2 separate regions of the Homo sapiens genome follow, and region 2 is linked to region 1. Evidence: read pairs that join two places in POLR2A ChIA-PET (ENCODE). Cell type or tissue: A673. All regions are shown on one strand. Links, peaks and the distances in the headings refer to the core of each region. The heading gives the core; the rest is flanking DNA.

The links. Peaks named below come from ENCODE experiments on the same cell type or tissue, not always from the same donor. Only the 100,000 strongest peaks of a DNase experiment are listed, where the experiment ranks them.
Region 2: POLR2A ChIA-PET joins it to region 1 with 7 read pairs; 1 of 35 experiments calls an interaction of 5 or more read pairs at or near these places.

Annotation. Positions count from the first base shown.
Region 1 is chr4:115,518,515-115,521,443 of GRCh38, reverse strand. No RefSeq gene overlaps it. Among named protein-coding and RNA genes, the nearest start is that of NDST4, 410 kb to the right of the region's middle. In A673, for the core only: no CTCF peak of the experiment used is centred there; a DNase peak (open chromatin) is centred at 1,703.
Region 2 is chr4:115,153,572-115,156,500 of GRCh38, reverse strand. No RefSeq gene overlaps it. Among named protein-coding and RNA genes, the nearest start is that of NDST4, 41 kb to the right of the region's middle. In A673, for the core only: a CTCF peak has its summit at 1,482 (motif pointing left); a DNase peak (open chromatin) is centred at 1,450.

The DNA of each region.
Region 1 (2,929 bases), core at 292-2,791:
AGCTTATCCAACATGATCAAGTCGACTTCATCCCTGGGATGCAAGGCTGGTTCAACATATGAAAATGAATAAACATAATGTATCACATAAACAGAACCAATGACAAAAACCACATGATTATCTCATTAGATGCAGAAAAGGCCTTTGAAGAAATTCAATGCCCTTCATGCTAAAAACTCTCAATAAACTAGGTATTGATGGAACATATCTCAAAATAATAAGAGCTATTTATGACAAACCCACAGCCAATATCATACTGAATGAGCAAAAGCTGGAAGCATTCCCTTTGAAAACCGGCACAAGACAGGGGTGCCCTCTCTCACCACTACTATTCAACATAGTATTGGAAGTTCTAGCCAGGGAAATCAGGCAAGAGAAAGAAATAAAGGGTATTCAAATAGAAAGGGAGGAAGCCAAATTGTCTCTGTTTGCAGATGACATGATTATATATTTAGAAAGCCCCATCGTCTCAACCCCAAATCTTCTTAAACTGACAAGCAACTTCAGCAGTCTAAGGATTTGAAATCAGTGTGCAAAAATCACAAACATTCCTATACACCAATAATAGACAAATAGCCAAATCATGAGTGAACTCCCATTCACAATTGCTACAAAGAGAATAAAATACCTAGGAATACAACTTACAAGGGATGTGAAGAACCTCTTCAAGGAGAACTACAAACCACTGCTCAAGGAAATAAGAGAGGACACAAACAAATGAAAAATATTCCATGCTTATGAACAGGAAGAATCAATATTGTGAAAATTGCTATAAGCAATTTATAGATTCAATGCTATTCCCATCAAGCTACCATTGATTTTCTTCACAGACATAGAAAAAACTACATTAAATTTCATATGGCATCAAAAAAGAGCCCGTATAGACAAGGCAATCCTAAGCAAAAAGAACAAAGCTGGAGGCATCATGCTACCTGGATTCAAACTATACTACAAGGCTACAGTAACCAAAACAGCAGGGTACTGGTACCAAAACATATATGTATAGACCAAGGGAACAGAACAGAGGCCTCAGAAATAACACCACACATCTACAACCATCTTATCTTTGGCAAACCTTACAAAAACAAGCAATGGGGAAAGTATTCCCTATTTAATAAATCGTACTGGGAAAACTGGCTAGTCATATGCAGAAAACTGAAACTGGACCCCTTCCTTACCCTTTATACAGAAATTAATTCAAGATGGATTAATTGGTTTAAATGTAAGACCTACAATTATAAAACCCTAGAACTAAACCTAGGCAGTACCATTCAGGACATAGGCATAGGAAAAGACTTCATGACTAAAACATCAAAAACAATTGCAATAAAAGCCAAAATTGACAAATGGGATCTAATTAAACTAAAGAGCTTGTGCACAGGAAAAAAAACTATCATCAGAGTGAACAGGCAATCTACAATAGTGGGAGAAAATATTTGCGATCTATCCATCTGACAAAGGGCTAATGTCCAGAATTTACAAGGAACTTAAACAAATTTACAAGACAAAAGCAAACAACCCCATCAAAAAGTGAGCAAAGGATATGAACAGACACTTCTCAAAAGAAGACATTTGTGTGGCTAACAAATATGTGAAAAAAAGCTTATCATCAGTGGTGATTAGAGAAATGCAAATCAAAACCACAATGAGATACCATCTCACACCAGCTAGGATGGCCAGGAAACAACAGATGCTGGAGAGGATGTGGAGAAATAGGAATGCTTTTACACTGTTAGTGGAAATGTAAATTAGTTCAAGCATTGTGGAAGACAATGTGGTGACTCCTCACGGATTTAGAACCAGAAATACCATTTGTCACGGCAATCTCATTCCTGGGCATATACCCAAAGGATTATAAATCATTCTACTATAAAGACACATGCACACATATGATTTTTGCAGCACTATTTATGATAGCAAAGACTTGGAAGCAACCGAATGTCCATCAATGGTAGACTGGATAAAGAAAATGTGGCACATATACACTATGGAATACTATGCAGCCATAAAAATTAATAAAATCATGCCCTTTGCACAGATTTGGATGAAGCTGGAAACATCATTCTCAGCAAACTAACAGAGGAACAGAAAAACAAACACTGTATGTTCTCACTCATAAGTGGGAGTTGATCAATGAGAACACATGGACACAGGGAGGGAAACATCACACACTGGGACCTGTCAGGGGGTGGGGGACAAGAGGAGGGATAGCATTAGGGCAGTAGGACAAATACCTAATGCATGTGGGGCTTAAAACTTAGATGACGGTTTGATGGGTGCATCAAACCACCATGGCACATGTATACCTATGTAACAAACCAGCACATTCTGCACATGCATCCCAGAACTTAAAGTATAATAAAATTTTAAAAAATTAACATGATAGAGAAAAATATATTGAACTTTTACAGAAAAAACTCACAGTAGACAATGAATACTAATATGTTTTTTTAAGTGAGAAAACATCAAAATAAATAGTCCTTTAAAACTTTAAAAATTATATTTGCCTTAATGTGATTATATGCCTGCATGTTAAACTTTCTACTCATTAATACATATTTTAATTTCACATTCAAATCAGTAAATATCAAGGCTTTAACTCCCAAAGCTTTTACTCCCCATGACTGGAACAGTCACATCTTTTTGTGTACGTTAACCACATGAAACCCTTACATTGTAAGACCTATTTGGTAAGAGCAAGAATAAGAGACAACTGTTGGCACTCATAAATGGCAAGACACCAACCATAATGGTAAAGTACCAACCATTAATTCCTAAGCATACCCAGGAAGACAAGAAGAGGAAAGTGAAAGAGTCTTCCAGCTAAGTAAACATTCTTTATCAAAGACCTAGCCAATGACTTTGTAAGATATGTTTGACCACTTACATTTTCCAAGGGAAGCAAATGTAAATAGCTGAATATATTCCT
Region 2 (2,929 bases), core at 103-2,602, 360 kb after region 1:
GTCATGTAAGAGGGTGGCAAGAGGTGCTGTTTTTAATAAGGTGTTCAGTACAGCCCCTATGAGGAGGTGACTAAAATATGGATGTGAGTAATATGCAAATCTGGGAGAAAAGTTCTCCAGGATAAAGGAGAAACCGGTGCAAATGCACCGGTACTTTAAATGTAGCACATCTCAGAGAAATCTCTGATTCTTTCTCCCTGAACTCATCCATTCCCCCAACCACACACAGACCAAATGTGCTATTTTTTTATTTCCCCATTTTGGTAAATGTCAGCCTTCTGTAATATGGCAGCATTGAGAGACCTGACTTCACTTGGTGATTTTGCAGATCAAATAAATTTATATGTAATACTTAGCATGTGATATATAGGCAGTGAAGGTATGTTAAACAATAGTCACTTTCACTATTATTTGTTTTGCAGACTTTTCATTTGGTATTATGTTTTGTCTTGCTGAAATTTCAAAATAGTTGGAGTCTTGTTTGTGTCTTCTCTGTTTTGATACATTATTTCTGTCTTTGCTATTACGTTTTAAGTTTACTTGGTGTTTTTAAAGATTGTGATCTTTATGGTTGTAATGTACACATATAATTGTGTGAGCACAAACACGCATTTATTTTAGATTTCTTTTTTCTCCAACTTTAAGTCAATTTTGGTAAATTATATTAATATTTGGAGCATTGAAAAATCTTGCAATCTTTATTTGTAGAAAAAGTTTTAAAATATCAATTCAACTTTCATTCTTCTATGGTTTCTGTTAATAACAAGTTTTAATATTTTTCTTTTTATTTTGAGACAGAGTCTTACTCTGTCACCCACACTGGAGTGCAGTGGTACAGTCTGGGCTCACTGCAACCTCTGCCTCCTGGGTTAAAGCGATTCCCCTGCCTCAGCCGCAAGTTGTAATATTTTTCTATCAGATACAGAGTACCATGTGTTAAATTTCCCTTTTTCATCTATATTTGCCAATGTCTTCTCATATTTTTAAAATGTTTTGATTTATGCCACATTCCTACATGTACAAGGGCTTGTGAAGTTAACTTTTTTTATTGTAAGATTAGCTTACTCATCCCACTGAGTAGTATTTCTTTTAATTATGTATTTGATATTAATGTTATTATAATATTAGTTGCTATTACTTTCTTGGTATCTTCTTTCTCTCCTAAAGGTAAATGTTATATTTAATTTATATTTACTAGAAAAATTTAAAGCTGTAATGCTTATTACCATTTCAGACCGGTATTTCCATCCAAGTGTTGCAGATTTACTTCCCTTTTTCATGCTTTGTAGATTTTTACTTTGCTTGCATCTGCTTGTTATAAGGAACTCTCTGTTTGCTTTTATGGCTATGGGGCAAGGGTTCTCAACCAGAGGTGATTTTTTGCTTCCCAGGAGATATTTGGGAATGCCTGAAGACACTATTGGTTAATGTGACTTCTGTGCAGAGAATGGTGGAGGGAGAGTGTTACTGACATCTACTGGGTAAAGACTAGGGATGCTGCCAAACATCCTAGAATGAACAGATGGCATCTCACCACAAATAATTTTCCAGCCCAAATGTCAGTAGTGCTAAGGTTGAAAACTCTTACATTTATGAGTTTGTGAAAGTTTTTGTCTTTTTAATATTCCATGAATATTTTAATAGGTGTCAGGTTATATGCAGGTCCAATACTATCTCTTTTCAAAATATCTTACATCCTTTTTTTTTTTCTAAGTTAGTTCATGTCTTTTTTATGAGAAGTCCTTCAGGATCACTTCTGTATATAGACAAGCCCCAGTTCACGGCTATTCTGACTTTTAGATTTCTTATTCTTTATATGCCACCAAGATGAACTGAATTCCATTTATGTCACTGGAAGGAGGTAAGAAGTCAATGACTTATTCCCCTGCATATGGCTATCTTTTATATTGCTGGTTTAACAATACACTCTATAAAAGTATTTTTAATCTGAGTTCAATTTGTCATTGTGGCTAACCTTCAAATCATGACACTGCATTTCTTTTGCATAATTCCAGGTATATCATTCATGTAATATTCTGTGTTGTACAAACATATAAAGTATGTATGTAAGTTACATCATGTGTAAGAAGTGTGGAGAAAAGGCAAGCATGAGGAAGGATGAGGGTGGAGAGGAGTAGGAACAAATTTTCAGCAGAGTTGCTCAGGGAAGTCCTCACTGAGAAGCTCACATGAGCAAAACTTGGAAGGATACTGAGGAAAGGGAGCTTTAATGGAAATATAGCACAAATATAAACCCATAGAGTAAAAATCTGCTTACAATCTTGTCAGGCTCAAAAGTGCCATTACTCATTTGTATGTGTTAAGTGACCACCAAATGTTATACCTAATTTCAATAAATGGCAAATCTGGACAAAGAGAGGGAGAGTGCCTTGGCTAAAGTTTCAGAGGATTAATTTGGGAGCTGTAACCGGACCCGGGGTCCTTGACTGTTTTGTAATCCCACACATTTTCAAGTATGCACAGCACTTTATTTCCAACTGTCATTAGAAATCATAGCAAAAAAATCAAATAGAACAATGAATCAATAGCAATAGCAAAATGTGTACTTAGGAAACATATAAAATAAGTACTTTGAAGTATATGGTGACTATAAACTCATCATTTGTATATACAAAACAACTATTTTCTCAATATTGTCTACAGTAACATAAATCTCACCACCACACTCTCATCCTCTATGCTTACTAATTTACTTATTTTTCTCTAATTTACCAAATTATGTTGATTTTGCCTCTTAAATGAGTCCTGCCTGCTTCCATGGTCATTATTAATAGTTTCCCAAAGTACTTGTCTGTAGTTCTATGGACAACACTCTGAGGGTTGATTGGGTGGACTGTAGCTGAGGACGTTACTGGAAGAAATAGCAACCTAAATGTATTCCAGAGATACTGTAACCTCTTGACACTGC